2 separate regions of the Homo sapiens genome follow, and region 2 is linked to region 1. Evidence: chromatin loops called from intact Hi-C (ENCODE). Cell type or tissue: IMR-90. All regions are shown on one strand. Links, peaks and the distances in the headings refer to the core of each region. The heading gives the core; the rest is flanking DNA.

What was found. A loop is a pair of places that touch in the nucleus more often than their neighbours do. Peaks named below come from ENCODE experiments on the same cell type or tissue, not always from the same donor. Only the 100,000 strongest peaks of a DNase experiment are listed, where the experiment ranks them.
Region 2: it touches region 1 in a loop (2.0-fold over the local background); 16 of 110 quality-filtered maps call a loop at or near these places.

What each region holds. Positions count from the first base shown.
Region 1 is chr1:216,717,362-216,725,821 of GRCh38, forward strand. ESRRG (estrogen related receptor gamma) reads right to left here and starts at 6,068. Exons shown (of 7, transcript NM_001438.4): 1 at 5,883-6,068. The coding sequence starts at 5,938. In IMR-90, for the core only: no CTCF peak of the experiment used is centred there; no DNase peak of the experiment used is centred there; H3K4me3 peaks cover 1,350 bases.
Region 2 is chr1:216,596,697-216,605,156 of GRCh38, forward strand. All of the region lies in intron 3 of ESRRG (estrogen related receptor gamma), which reads right to left. Among named protein-coding and RNA genes, the nearest start is that of ESRRG, 120 kb to the right of the region's middle. RefSeq lists enhancers at 1,541-2,268, 3,810-4,378, 4,224-4,323, 4,704-4,803 and a silencer at 4,424-4,603. In IMR-90, for the core only: a CTCF peak has its summit at 4,635; DNase peaks (open chromatin) are centred at 4,175 and 4,645; H3K4me3 peaks cover 1,140 bases; H3K27ac peaks cover 1,040 bases.

The DNA of each region.
Region 1 (8,460 bases), core at 265-8,264:
AGGTTTCCTAGACCTTACAAAGTACAAGACTAAAAATGAACTTGAAACAAGAATAAAAGGCCAGGTAAATCCTTCAAAAGGCTGTCATTTCCCACCCTCAGATAATAAAGGAGCTAACTTTGATCTGATAGATTGGCATAAAGAAGCGGTTAGCAGAATTTTTTTAAAAACACAATAGCAGTAAATTTGTTAAAATGTTATGCAAATAAATAAAGGTAGGCAATGAATCTAGGAATTTTAAAAAGAACATGAATTAGAACAAGAATTAGAATAGAAAAAGCAATTGCATAAGTGCTTTCTCTCAACAGTCATTTACTAAGTAAATTCACAGACTTCTAAACTTACCTCTTAGAATAAAATTAAATAATTCTGAAATCTATAATGTACTTTATAGAAATATAATACTTATAGTTTTATATATTTGCTTTTAGAAAAAGAGCAAATGATATGTTTATGTAGTACAGATAAAGGAAATTCATATTTTGCATTTGTTTGAAAGCTATCATGCTTTACATTAAGATGTATTTGTCAGGCCCAATTGTGTAAGAAAAGAATGTAGCCAAGAGCTAATTCAAAATTGTTTCTTGGATATGGGCCCAAACCATTAAATTATACATTTAATATCAGTAGTTTCTTTCCTATTTTACAAATTATTTATGATTTCCAGATACTGAATACATGAATAACAATAATGTGAAAATTCTAAAATCAGAAACAAATTGACTTACTAGGTTACCTGTTACCTGTCTAACACACAGTAGTTAAGTAAACTCAGATTAAAATCAGATCTGTAAATACCTGAAATACCAATTCCAGGTTAAAATCATGCCTGGCAAATTTAACTGGCAACTAACTGATTAGAATAATACTTGAGATCTACTTTATTATATAAATGTACATGAATACTTTTAGCAGCATACCTATAATCTACGTATACATTACCTCTTCCCACATACATGCATATTTCACATGCATACTATACATGCACACAAATATACTCCTGGGTATCCTATCGACTGCTTTGAGTTTTAAAGTACCATGTGTGTATTTATTTATTAATAATAGTATAGTTCATGTATATCCACATATACATGGCTATCAAAAAAATCAATGACAAAAACATACAAAATGCAATGGAAAGATTGTCAAGCAGCAGAGATGCTTGGTGTCATCCTTGCACTATCAAATATACACATAAGTATGATTGGAGAAAGAGAGGCTAAATATCTCACTGTCAGAGAATGTAGAGAACTGCAATTCATTCTATCTGTTGTGCTTTAGGACATGACAATTTAATACAATGCCAGTGGATGTAAAAGAGATAAAAATGGAACAAACTGGGCCAGTGTAATCAAAGATTTTCTCCAGAGAGCTGGCTAGGGCCGGAGCTCATACGCACTTATAATAGATCAACATTGTATTGTTTCTCTCTTCCATGAATTTGCTATGAAGCAAAATTCAGAGCAAAGCTTATCTGCTGCAATGACTCTAAAGTTCTACTGAGATCCCTCAGATCCTCTCCTCTTATTTCTAAAAGCTGGATAAGTGATGCTAAAAAGTTTATTTGATATTAATTGGTTTAATAGAAATCATTGCTATTAATTGCCATTTGTATGAAAAAGTATCTCTCATCAGCATATAATTTATTTTATAAAATAATACAAAGCAAAACCTTCAGTGCTTAACATCACTTTACAAGTAAGACAGAGAAATATTTTCTTTAGTCATTGAGCTAAAACAAATGTTGAGGAATTTTTCGTAAGTGATACGGACTTGAGATTGGGCATTATGCCTACCTTCCAAAAGAATGGCTTCTTCTTTGTCTGTAATTCTTGCAGGAGTGAGGTATTGCAAAAGTATTGTTAAATAGAATCATAGAGAAGTTAGCTTCCTTCTTTGATGAATAGCACCAGGTATCTAAAATTAATTGCAAAAGTATGGCCCGGCTAATGAGATGGTCCTTATCTTTTCTCAGCCAGGAAGCACAAGTATTTTTCTGCTGGCTCAATATTTTACAAAAATGCCTGAAGTGTTATTAACTAAGTAAGAAAAAAACTGATTAAAATACCTCAAAGATATAAATTGTTATAAATTGTAAGATCTGAAAAATTTAGAGTTAAAGCTGATTTCCTGCATTATTTTTAAACCTTCTTTTCTTTTCTTTTTTCACTTTAAAAAGAACAACAACAAAAAAATCTTTCCTCCTGCTTCTATTAGCATTTTTAAAAGCTGAGTTAATTATTATTCTTTATAAAATGACCAATATATATTACAGGTCAGATTAAATCAAAGAAATATATCAAATGCCGTCAATTTAGGGAAAAAAACAGAACAATGATACCTTATTTGGGGAAAACACTAGAAAAATGATCATCCATGCAAGAGAATTAATGGATATCCACAAGGGCTTTGCTAATAACATGGGTTAATTACCGCTGCAACACACTAGGCTCAGTAAATAAAGCAGCAGTGCCATAAACACATTAAGATGAGAAACCATCACTGTAAGAAGAAATAGCCAACACCATCACCCTTAGCTCTGCCCAGGAAATGAAAGCTGTTTCTTAGTCCTTTCTATAAAAAAGGGATTTTTAAACTTACCACCAAATGTGTATAGGGTAATACATAAATACCCTGACACAAAGGGCTAGTGGAACATGGGGTACCCATCATTTATCCACCACTCCCATTCAATATATATTTCATTAACTCAGGAACAGTTGTTTTTTTGTTGTTTACTTCAAGGAGAAAATCATATGTTACATAATACTAGTCATCTGGCCATTTCAACTATATATAGTTTGGAACATGTACAATGATTACTTAATTTTTAGGAAAATAGAATTAATCCGCTCACTTTAGTAATGTAATGGGCAAGGTTACAAAACTACAGCTCAAGAATGCTCACAACTAATTGCAGCTGATTGTCACTTCAAGCAGTTTACAGAGAAATCATCTGAAAACTCCACCAACACCACATACCTTTAAGGCTGCAGGTGTTTTCAAGATTGTAGGGAAAAAAAATAAAAAACAAAACATGAAGAAAAGTCATGTGAGCTCCAAGTCTAGAGTTTAAGTATTCTTACTTGAAAAAATAAACTTAAAGTGTCTGTTCAGAGTTCTCAAATAATATCACATCTAAAGTGACTTGGCCAAGCTCTTATCATTCCCTAAAAAAAAGGCATCCCCTCTGATCTCGGCTTTTTTGTTGTTGTTACTGTTACTGTATAAATTTTTTCTTTCTGCCTATTTTATCACCTATAATTTGACATTATGGAATTACTTTGGGATTGTCTTGTTTTTTAATTAGTATAGATTTTAAAAAGAAGAGATGAGAAAAAGAAAAAACATGAAAACCCTGAAACAGAAAGAGTGAAACATACAAAATAAAACTTGTGTAGCTCCAAACACGAATCTTAAAACACGAAACTTAAATTTTCAATGTCTGGACTTCAGTGATCAGGCTGAAATTTACTAAACTGTTCCCTCCTCGCCTTGTCTGTTTTGGAGTGTTTCAGTTGCCTTTCCTTCTTCCAACAGCTGTGACAACTGTTAAAACAGTCAGTAAAATTAAGTCCGCTCTATAATCCTGTAGTCAATGTTACATTTTAATCAGAGGTTGAAAGGGATTCATGTGATGAGCACACTCATTTAGAATGATTAGACTGACACATATGTCAAAATGAGCAGATATATTATTTTCATCTATTTATGCTATCAGCTATTACTGCTATTAAATGTGAAACAAGCTTTCAAGTATTATGTTCTTTAATGTGCTGGCACATTTCCTAAAATAAAAAAATACATAGTTAGAGGTTAACATTTTAAGCTCTCTTAATGGTGGTCAATAAATGGTATGAATCTTTTTAACAGCCTCCAAAGCAGAAACTGTCCAATATTTGCCCCTAAAACTGTATAACTCTGGTTTCATTTCTGTGTATACACACACGTGATGGGGTTTAACCCGGTACAATTACTATGAATATTAATAGCATGTATAAATTCTGTGGTTTATTAATTGAGACAGAGAGGCAGATGCGTTGCTTAGCGTTAGATCTTTCTGTCTGTCCAGTGAACCACGTAACCATCAGAACTGCATCCAGACAATAAATCTGTATTTTTTAAAGATGACTTTTAATTGAGCCCAAAAGAAAGCTAGTTTGAATCTTGCGCCAAAGCCAAAAGGACATGTGCCTTGACTTCATTTAAATGCATCTGCTTTAAGAGGCTTATCTAAACGAATTATTCAAATTAGCTATAAGAAGTTAAATTCAAGGAAACTACTTCAAAAAGAAGCCTCTGGGGGATTTTTAAAGTTTGTTTTCTTTATTTATTTACAAGAGAAAGTTCAGAATCTGGGCGTGCTTGGATAAGACATTCTTCCTGACACGAAGACGTCTTAAACTCTCCAATTCTACAGCCCGAAGTACACTAACCTTCAAACTACACTTGAGCGGGCAGTCTTACCTTTGTTTATTTTTCATTTTTATTTTTACACATCTTAAGGTTGTTTCTTCCCTTGAGTGTTTCAAACTGATGCAAGCACAGCCTTATAATCTTTCAGTTCCTCCTAAATCCATCTCTTGGCTAATATTCCCTGTGTGAGCATGGATGTGGGTGGATGTGCATGTGTGAGCGTGCATACACACACACACTCACACTCACGCTCAAACATACAGGAGCAGCCACTGAGACTGCAAGTCACTTTTCATCTCTTACTTAATTACAAAGCAATGCAATATGCAGTCACTAAGGACAGCTAGTGGACATCTACCTATAATGCACTACCTCATCTTCTAGAGTTTGATATTTTCTTCACAATCTATAGAGAGAAATGTTTGCCAAGGGCACTCTTTTCAGAATTATAACAGTTGGTATTACTGTAATGTGAAAGCAAAGCAATATAACTGACTCAACAGAAAGGGAGATAAACCAGTGACAGCTCTCGTGATATACTAACATTTTATCTTAACAGTAGGTTGAAATTAAGTTTATCACCTACTCATTTACACAAAAATGCCTAACTTACTTCTCGTACCCCCTACTCACTCCCCCCCCTTTAGTAATCTAAATATATATTTCCATGTGCATAAAGATATCCATAAATACTAATTAAACTGCTTGTAAGAACGAAAGTACTTTTCTATATTTTCTGGACACAACAAACGAGACAAATCCACACTCTGAGCAGTATTTAAGGGGAAAATTTTAAAGTCACTACTGTTTCTTCTTTAGTTTTTTTTCCCCCCTTAAATATTTATAATGTGTGAAAATCTCATGTTACTTAATGGACTGATTTGTCAGTTAAGTGCTGACTTAACGCTAACCATGCAAATAACATTATTCTAGCTCAGAATTGCATAGGGCTAGCTTTTAAATTGTTCTCTGAAGGAGAATTAGTAAATGTGCAATTTTGCCTCTAACTCTGCGCGGTAAGAAATGACAAGGAGCTGAAAATATCTGTCAAACTGCAAATACATAAGAGGCCCTCAATAGTATAAATCATTTTGAATATTGTATTTTAAAACATCTTTCCTTGGGAAAATGGGTCCTAGTAAAAGATGCATTTTAACAGTTCACTAAGCATTTGTGCCAAGTGCCTATTCTTAGCACCTGAATAAGAAGTGACTGTCACACAGCTGTTTTACTGACAGTCACTGAGCTTTGCCTCAAAGGTAACATTGTAGTCAGAGAACAATTCTCGACTTACTGAATTAGGAGATCACCCTCAACACAAAAGACACAAGACAGACACAAACAAGCAGTCGTGCACACAAAATACCCAGGGCATTACCTGAATCAGTGTGTAAAGATATAGTCTGTCCGCCCCCACCCCCGCACCCCCACGACGAGTTTAAAAAGGAAAGAAAAAAGGTACCTACTCTTCCTCGTAGTGCAGGGAAAAAGATTCAGGAAGGCAAAGTTCTACCGAATCCATGTGCGACCGGCAACCATTATTTGTGCACCCCAGCTATAAATCAAAGTTTCCTTGACAGAGCACAGTGCAATTAACACAAATGTTCTCCTAGTGACAAGCCTATAGGCACAGCCAGTTGGGACCAAAGCTCTCACACTCTCCTAATCAAGGACTTAAAGCCCCGATTGGAGCTTATTAATATGAAGTAGGGCTTTACATATGCAGTCCCACCGGCCCAGCCGCGCAGCCGATTGGGGGGCCTCTGCCCAATCAGGAGGGAGGCGACGGGAGGCTGCACGGAGCGAGAGGAGCCAGGCAGGTAGGCAGGGTGCAGAGAGCCGAAGGGGGCTGGAAACTGAGAGTGGGCAGAGAAAAAGGGAGCGGAGAAGGGAGCGATTGAAACGCTCCCAATACACACTCTCGGGTTTGATTTTTTTTCCTCCCTTCTCTCTCTTTCTTTTTTTTTTCTTCTGGGAAGCTACAAAAGAAACATAACTAACTTAACTCTCTAAGCACTGGAGGGATTTGCCTTTGATTTCTAACCTAAGATCTCTTTTGCCTTGAAAAGGAGAACTCACGCAGACTCTCAGTTAATTTGGGAAAGGATTCTGCGGAAGGTAGAGAATTAAGTTTGTCCTGCCGTTGTCTGTGTTTTTATTACACCGGGGGCCGCGGCTTATTTGGTGCTGTACTTTCTCATGTATTCCTAATCATGTCTTTTCCTGTTTTCCTGATGTATGCTGGGCATTAAAAATAATAATAATAAAGGCATTCTTCTAAATTGTTTGAGCATGTGAACTGGGATCGTCATCTCTGAGGTGGAATGCAGTTTTACACAACTACAGAAGAGGAGATAGTGACAATACAATTTGAAAGAATGCCTAAGTAAATTATATGTGTAAACCTTTCTATACCTGCGACTGTCTCTTTACATATAGATACAACGCATAGCTTTTCAAAACAACGGTAAACAGCCGCAGGACAAATTGGCTTCTTCAGTTTTAGGGGTGGGGAGTCTGAGGGCTGTGGGGGTAAATAGCGAATTAAATCTCTCTCGATGCATTTTGACAAAATAAAGACAGCATTTTTTTTTTTTTTTGTAGGGAGAGCATTACTAAACAGTGCACTAAAAGTATTCTTAATTATATGTATATATTTCAATACAAGCTTCCAAACTAGGAGGCATATAATTTTATATATGATTTTACCCAAAACATCCTGCTTTCAAATAAAACACAGTGTACACATTTGTTTCTATACATAAGGCACCCTATATGCTTTAAAAAAATCAACCCAGAAACATTTTATAAACCATCACACAGTCTGGTCACTATAAGAACTAGTTTCAAACAGATAATAATTTACAAAACTAAGAATTCTCAATCAAAAGTGTTCAAAAAAATAAAAATAAAAGGAGGATATAAGAGGACAAGTGTGTTTTTTCCTCCTTCAATTGTGTACACCGTGTCTTTAATTTCCATATAACAAAGAGTTTGCTTAGGTCCTATTTTAATCTACAGGATTTTTTTATACTAGCAAATGTACATTGGAATAGATACCAGCTATTTATGGCAAAGAGATAACTGCTACCTTATGGAGAGTGAAAAACCCACAATTTTGATATAATTCAGCTCTACTGCTTATCAACCTTTTACATCTTAAGTCCTACATGATAGAAATAGTATAATCTTTGAGATCAAAATAAATTAGTTCAGATATTCATCGTATGTTAAATTCACTAAATTAGGACTCAACTCCCTTAACCCTCTCAAATTTTCTAGGTCTTTAAAAAACCAAAACACTAAAATAGAGCAGCCACATTAAAATTCAGAATATAAAAATGACAGACATGATTTGGTCCCCCCACAGAAGAAAGCAATTTCACTGCCTTGTATTTAGCTATATCTAAGATATAGGCCTAATTCCTTTTATTTGTGTTCTAAATGCATACAAAGTTTCTAGATCAGAACTCACATAGCAAAAACTGTGCCTCAGAATACTGTATAAAAGCAGGTAGTAAAAGCTTAATTACCAGTAGCATTATGCTGTCTATATTGTTAAATGTGAACTCTGCAATTAAGATGTAAATTTGGTTGTGAGCAGTGAATTAAAAGAGCTTTGAGATGTAGAAGAAAATCCAAGCATTCTGCAGACACTGAGAGAAAAAAAAAATTGTCTATTCAATCTAAAATAAGACACGTAATCATTTTACAATTAAAAAATAAATAAAACAGGCATTTTGCAAAAGAAACATGATTTTTCTAAAATACACTCAAAGAAATATGGAAGCTAATACTGCATTACAAAGACAGAAAAACATCCTTTGATTCATATGATTACTATCGTGATTTCTGAATAAACTAAAATTCTCAGGGTAATTAATAGATTCAATTGCACATACTTTAAAAAAGATACACACACACACAAAAAAGAAAGAAACTTTCCTTCTTGGTTTGGCTATGGATATTTCTTTAAAAAATATAAATTATTTAATGTACTCAATGCATCTTAATGTACTCAAAGAATGCATTCCGATTTTGCAC
Region 2 (8,460 bases), core at 168-8,167, 120 kb before region 1:
ACAATGCAGTCAATTTCGAAATAAGTGAATCCCAGCTTAGGCTTCCTCGTCCAAACAGTAACTAAATTTAATTTTTTTGCAATCAGTGGCATATGTTTGCATCTGTCTACAATATGACTTGGGCCAAATCTGATCTGGCCATGGCATCCTGAGTACTAAGGCTATACAATTCCTAGTGTTAAATGTATTGTAAATACCAGAGGGGGCAGGTTAATTAATTAAAAATATATATTGGGTTTTTTTGGCCCTTTGGAGATCTACCATGTTTGTGATACAGGTAAGAGCTGCTGACCAACTACAGGAGTTTCTGTTATCCTTTTTAAATGTTTAAAATTTCCCTATCCAATAATAATAATAACAATAATAGTAATAAACAGAACCCACATTTACCCACATTTAATTGTCTATTACAGCTAAGAGAAATTGGCTTTACCTGTTGGCCTCATTATAGTCACCCAATTCCATTTATTCAAATGTGTACAATGTGCTTATTACGCACCAGGCACTGTGCTAGGCATGAGACAATACCAGAGCATTCTTTCCAGGGCTCACTGTCACAGTCAGGCCGGTACACAGGAAAATAATTACAGCCGTATAATGCTTGCATTTTAATAAAAGCATGGGCTAGACCCTAGAAGGAGTATAAGAAAGAAAACTGAACTCTTTCTGGAGAGGTCAAAGAAGGAACTTGGGCATCACTGTGTTGAGTTGCGAAGGTGTCTGTGCATGAAGAAGATGGAAGGATATTTCAGTCACAGAGAACAGCTGTGGCAGAAAAGCAGGAAAAAGCAGGATTTGGAACTGTGTTTTCTAACATGTGTTATGTAACTTAATTAAAATAAAATAAAATTTCAAATGCTGCTACTCAGGTACCCTAGCTGTATTTCAAATGCTTCCCAGTCACATGTTGTCAGTGACTATCATATTAGACAGTGGAATCATGGAACACTCCCATAACTGCAGAAAGTTCTATTTGACAGTGCTGATTTGGAAATGTGGATTACTGATAACTGAGATACTACAAAATGTGAAATGTATGAAGGGACTTGGTCCTGTAGATCCTGAGAAATCACTCAATGAAATGGAGATTTCAGCTTATAATACTTCTAGAGCCACTGATGGATTTAAGGAGTGACGTAGTGTGGATAAATGAAGGGGACAGAAAATGAGTGACTTGATCATACTCGTATTTTAGAAAGACCTTCATTCAACCTACAGTGTGAAGGGTGACACATATGTACATCCACATTCACATACAATATTCCACAGTATACCTATCAACCCATATAGGCTTTTCCCTTCTTTATTGTTTCAGTGAATAATAATAACAATAATTTACATTTATTAAATGTATATTGTGGAACATTCACTGCCCTGAATACTTCATACATATTAACTTACCAAGATCAAGGAATGGAAGGGCATCTTTGAGATACATGTTGACTTCTAAAGACCAATAGTTCAATTTAATCCTCCATTTATATTGTTTTATAGGAAATATAGAACTGTGAATAGAAAAACTGTAGAGAAACACATAGACAGGTTGAATCTATGGTGCAATTCATCCTGCCAGCTAAATTTAAGCTCTAAGCAGGTTTAGCTTGGAACCTCTGGTGGCTGAGTGGACTGTGGCTGCTACATGTATCTGCAAATAGATGTGGCATTTGTGGGAGTGCCAATAAAAATCTCTTGAACTGCATTAATGGGAACTTCTCTATATAGAATATTCAACAAAAATCGCTGAAAGAAATTGTTCATATGGAACAACCCACCTTGTGAGACTGTAAGAAATGAAAAAATGGAGGCAACAATTAGAAGCAACAATGAGCAGGGAATTCTCCAGTGACCTGCATCTTACTTAAATGGTGAATTGAGGTGGCTGGATGTCTGGCCAAATCTCAGCTTTCTTTGTTTTCTTGGGAAGGGTATTTTGCTCACCATCCTAATCACTTAAAGTCATGCTGTGCTCTCACAGCAAGTCAGTGAAATATGCTTTCTTCTTTAATGGCTAAAACTTGATCCAGGTTTGGCTGGAAAAAAAAAAGAGGCTTGATATGGTCTGGGATCTGGGTTTGCTTCTAAGCTATTTGTATACCTCATCAGTTTCCCATAATTCACTGAGTCAGTCAGTCAAAAAGAATTAATTTAATGCCTACTGTGTGCAGAGAAGAGCATATGGTATACAAAGACACAATTCTGACACTCAAAGCTTTTGAAATCTAGGTAAGGAAGAAAACATACCTATAGAAAGAAATATTAAATAATCAATATTTAAAATAATATGTTATAAATTGAATGCTTGAGTGCAAGAGGGATCTGGGAACTTAGGTGAAGTTATGGGTATGGTACATGTAGTTAAAAAAGAAGATTATCTGAAGGAGATTGGTTGCAAATCAGATTGCAAAGTGTCAGAAAATGAAAAATATTAGAGGTTTAGATATTCATAGGGGGTTCCAATAAATTTTTTCTGATTTATTTTATAATCAACCCACAATTAAAGATCTTGAAAATTTAACCAGAGACACAAGAGATGAAATATACCAAAGCTAGTACTGGTTCACAAGTCATTTCAAAAGAAAAAGTAAAACCACATCAGAAAGTATATGTCCTAACATCTCACAACAAGAAGAACTTTACACAGTGTACTTTCCTTACAATTTCTTGAAGCTTTGCTATTTACAATTTCTAATATAATTAATGGGGTGTTTATTATGCTTAATGCTAAAAATCCTCTGATCTAATTTTGAAAATGAATTATTCCACTTAACAAGGAAAAAAAATCCTTTCGATTTTTACCCAAGTGCTACAGTTCTCCAAGTATTCCATATTTTCAGCTATTATCCCTTTCTTACAAAGAGCCCACTTAATAATGTTCACTCTAACAACCTCATTTATTTTCCAGAAAATTAACTCAGTTTCAACCCTGATTAATGATTTCATCTAAATGAATCAAATTAAAAATTGAAAATTATATTTCAAAAGCCAAAGAAAAAAAAATTGACCATTTCCAGTTAACAAATGATCCTTTCAAATATTAAAAGATGACCATGAAGAGTGCGTGATAGTAATGAAATCTGGCTCGGGCCTGCTGCTTATCTGGAGTTCATGGAGGAGGAGAATTAACAGGAAAAAAAAAAAAAGAAAGAGAAGAAAAAGGTACCCTATGCATTTTTAACACGGAAATCCCTTGGGACACCAAAGTGACTTCCACTTAGGCTTCGCCTATAATCAGTGTACCAAAATAATATGAGCATTTCCCTGTTAATTAAAACTGGGCTGGAGATGCCCCTCAGCAGAAGGGGGATTAAGAAGTCACACACACTAATAGCCCCTGTTAACAAAACCTAAACCGTGCAAGAATGCTTCATGCTATGATGTCTTCTCTAGGAGCCGGAAGCAGTCCATGAGGAAAACAAGCAACTAATTAGGGAGAAACTTCTGGTCTGATACGTTATTTTTCTTTTAAATCCATTTTGGCCGGGGGTTGGGGAAGGGAAGGGTGACTAGGCAGAGCAGAGAGGATTTTTAGGACACTGAAACCATTCTATGTAATACTATAATGGTAGATACGTGTCATTATACATTTGTCAAAACCCACAGAATGTATAACACCAAGAGTGAACCCCCACATAAACTATGGACTTCTTTGGGTAATAATGACGTATCCATGCGGATTCATCGATTGTTAACAAATGTACCAGTCTACTGGGAAATGTTGATAATGAGGGAGGGTATGGATGAAGGGGGGCGGGTCAGGGGATATTAACTCTGTACTTTTTGCTCAATTTTGCTGTCAGCCTAAAAGTGCTGGGTTTTTGTTTTGTTTTGTTTTTTAACTTTTAAGTTCAGGGGTACATGTGCAGCTTGTTCCATGGGTAAAATTGTGTCATGTGGGTTTGCTGTGCAGGTTATTTCATCACCCAGGTATTAAGCCTAGTACCCATTAGTTATTTTAAAAATAAAGTCTTAAAAAAAAATCCCAAATAAATAAATCCACTCTTGAGGTATACAGATGACTGCATTTATCTGAAGTCCTGTGAAAAAACTTTACAATTAGGGACCATGTCGTTTTCACCCAGATTTCCGGATGTAATTCCGTGTTTTGAAATGTACGCACAAGAGTAAACAATGCAGAATGATCAGCCTCACAGCGGGTCACAGGACACAACCGCCGCGCTCTGGTTGGACGCAGGCTGCATCCTGTTTCCCGGACACATTTATTCAGCCCAATCTTTCCTGTCTGAACACAGACTGTTGATGATAAAATAGCATCTCAAATTATGAGGGAGAAAGAGCTGCTTCGGCGTTCCTCCCCGGTTCTCTGCCTGGATTGGGCTCCCGTGGGTTGCTGAGGCCCTCGCGGAGGCCTAGGAAGCCCGGCAGCGCGGGCGGCAGCAGCGGGTTGGGGAGCAAGGCCGGCTTGGAACGCGGGCTCCTGCCCACTGCCACCCGCAGGCTGCCCCGGGCTCCCGGGCGGGCGCTCGGCCAGGGGCTCTGCTCGCTCCATGGACAGCTGGGTGGAAAGGACGCCCCGTGAAGGACACCCGGCCGTCGGACCGCGCCCACCCCTGGGCCTCCCAGGGGCTCCCTCCGCAGACTCCCAGGGACTTCCTGGGAGCCACCGCGGAGGGCGCTGCGCGCGTCCGGAGCCGACGCCGGGCTTCAAACAGAAACCAAAGCCCGCTCCAACGCCGCGAAGGAGGGGGGCTCCAAGCATCCTAGAAAAGAAAGCTGGAGGGAGCGCATCAGAGACACAAGTGCGGATAAGACTTAACACATTTCCTGAAGAGGATTCCTTGTCGCGAGTTGTCTTGGTTATGACAGAGGAAGAAGACTTCAAAGTGAATAAGCAAGGGGGTGCCCTTAATCAGGGCAGAAATGTGGTGGCTTTGGGATTTACCTATTTCGTACAAGTTGCGTTCTTTTCAGTGGCGTATTTCCCAGGTCCCTTGCAAGAGCTGTTGGACCCACTCCCCTCTTGCCCACAAGTTGGAATATTATTTCATTAATCACAACAGGAGGCAGATGTTACTTAAGATTTAGAAAGAGAAATAAAGGCATAGATGAAGGGGCTTGCATCAAGTTCAAAAAAGAGTATTATGTTTATAGCTCCTTAATTATTATTGGTTATCTGCCAGGCTTTCTATAATATACTTTGTAACATTCTGGAATTTTTAAAAAGTACCCTACTTATCTTTAAACACTGAAATCCATTCAAAGCCCTACAACCGATAGGGCCTTTGGGAGCGTTATTAAAATCCTCTTAATTAACAACAACAAAGTGAAGGCTTAAAATGGTTGAATGACTTGCCCAAGATCACACAGCTAGGAAATAAGCATTGGATAAAAATGTATGGAATGTCTGAGTAAATCCTAGCCTTTCTGTGTTCTACTTAAATTCCTCAATTTTAAATATAGTTGTTATATCACACACAGTTAGGGGTATTATCCCCATTAGCAAAGAAAGTGCCGTAGTAAAGGCAGCTTTCAAAATTTTCAGGGATTTTGTAGAATCACTGAGGAGTAACTATGTTGTACATGGTTCCTCTTCCATTACATTTACTAGAAGAGGCTAAAGGGTCACACACCCTCACTTGTCATGAGCCTGAAAGACTTTGTGACTGTTCTAGGTACATACATGTAACAAGCTTTTGATACAAAACATAATGCGAAAAATAAAATGTTGTTTGTGAAGGCAAAGATTCATCAATACCAAGTATAATCTGTTTCTTTACATTTTTCAAACAATAAGACTGAGATAAGAAAATCAGAACTAGGGCCAACTGTAACAGGTGCTAATAGAATTTTTCCATGAACTATTGTGTCAGTTTAATCCCCAGCCTGACCTGGAACACTTTGGCCATTTTAACACCAAGCTCCCCGGATTATCTATTCTGAGTTAAATGTTCCCAAGTGGATTGGTGATTGTGCAGCGGAGAGAAGATCTGCAAGGATTATTCTAAAATTTCACAAGAATTTCCCTGACATACACTATATATTACTATGAACTATGTTTTCAAAATAATGATACAATGAATTGCCTAGCCAAGCAACATCTTCACAGTTTAACCGAACACTGAAATGATTTTCCACAAGCTCAATGTTCAGAAAATAAATGCAAATTGGCTATAAATTAATTTAGTCTTTAAATTAATACTTGATCAATAATCTGACATTGTTTTCATTGTCTACATGAAGAAAACTAAGACAAAACAGTTTTTCAGCTGTATTATAACTTAGTGTTAAACTACATCTATATAGCCCCATCTATATAGATGGAGAGACTCTTTTAATTCAATTGCTATAGATAGCAAAATCTAATAATAGAGATCTTAAAGCATTATCTTTTTACTTGAATTACTGAATTTAGTTGCTATCTACACTGATCAGAATACCACATTAATTTTCTTGATTTTATATTTGATATTACAAAAAATCCCATTTTAATGATTAAAGATGCTGAAATGACATTTTTGAATGAAATTAATCTATGTAGCTTAAAAATATTTCATTTTCATTAGCATTCCCTCTTATTTTTTTAACAATAAACTCCTTATTTTAAAATATAACTCAAAGCCCATGTTCTACACAAAATTTTTCAAAATTATCTCAGGCATCCATTCTCCAAAAGACTGATACAATCTGTGAACTGACCCTAACTTTCATTGAAGTAGCATGCAAATATTTGTTATAACTTTACCTATCTGCCTTATCTGGTTTGACTTAGCTAGATGTGGAAAGATTTGTACTTAATCCTCACCAGAAAAAAAGACACTATTGAATGCTAAAGACCCTGTGAATATTCTACAAAAGAGCTTTCATTGCAGATCAGTTTAAGTCGGAGACATAAGCAAAAGATAAAAAACCAAAGACAGTTATTCACTGACCTCAGTAATTTTCAAGCCATTCTATAAAACTTGGAGATTCCCATTAAAGAAGACAGAAAAATCAGCCGGGCACCGTGGCTCACGCCTATAATCCCAGGACTTTGGGAGGCCGAGGCAGGTGGATCACTTGAGGCCAGGAGTTCAAGACCAGCCTGGCCAACATGGGGAAACCACGTCTCTACTAAAAATACAAAATTAGCCAGGCATGTTGGTGCATACTTGTAATCCCAGCTACTCGGCGGGATGAGATGAGACATGAGAATCACTTGAACCCAGGAGGCGGAGGTTGCAGAGAACCTAGATGGTGCCATTACACTCCAGCCTGGGCGACAGAGACTCTGAATCAAAAAAAACAAAAAAACAAAAAAAAAAAAAAAAAGGAAAGAAAAATTGTTTAACTTATGCCATCACACCCTAGTCACACATTCTAGCATCCTGTGAGGAAATGAGGGCGTGACATTAAAAGAAAGAGTGTACATAAAATTAGGAAACTGCGGTTCCACCTGTGTTAGAGTCCAGACAGTGAATCGGAAACCACAGTAGGCACTTCAACAGGGAGAATTCAATATGAAAACTTTGGTCCAAAGGGTGTTGGAGAATTACAGGAGCAAAAACTGAACAGGGATTGTAACTACAGGAAGCAACTACTGCCTCTGGAAATTGTGGGAATAAAAGGAAGTGTTCGGCACATCAGAATCTAGAAGCTCAGTGAAGAGGGCCTGTTGGACTGAGACTGGTATCAGAGGAGTCAAAGCCAGTGGCCAGTGCTCGGCTTTCCCAAGTGCACAATGGGGCTTCATCTGAGAGTGTCACAGAAAGCTAGAAACTGTGCCAACTGTCAATGTCAGGGCAATGGGTCTTTAATAGAGTGGCACTGTCAGGAACAAGTTAATAGGAAACAGACACAAGGATACAATTCTTTCTCTCTCCTAGTGTCCTGAATCCCAGCCCCCCATATCACAAAGAAGAGCAGGTTTAGAGCTGAGAGACAATAGCTTAATAAGGGGCATATAGGCTTAAGAGAGCTTTCATAAATGGATCATCAACCTCATCTCTAAAAAACAGTGACCTTTCCATAAAAGTGCATCCTATGACATTAGAATGGGATTGGGTCACTTTCTTGATCCAATAATCTGTTGCTAATACCTAGCATTCACGCCCTAACCACCCTGCATACATTCTTTTCCTTGGCCTGTACCATCTAAAATATTTGCCTGTTGTTCCTTGATCTAAACATGCATTCTTGACCTTTTTAACTTAAAACCACAAAGTATATCATCATTTTTCACCAAATACACTGTAACATTTTTGTGTAGGATGAATTATCTTTGAAATATATTGAAACTCTAGCCCTCTGCCTAGCTTTAGGGCTTCTTTGGCTCATTACCAGATGGACAGGTGGATGGAAGGAGGGAGGGGGAGATGCTTATATGAGTGGGAGGTATGAATATGTGTGTACAATGAGGCTGTGACTGTAAAGAAACACACAGTGCAGAACTAGGCCAGTAAACGTAACCAAGAAACAGAGCTTAAGTTAGAACTTACTAAAGGAGTTTTCCATTTTCTTCTTTTT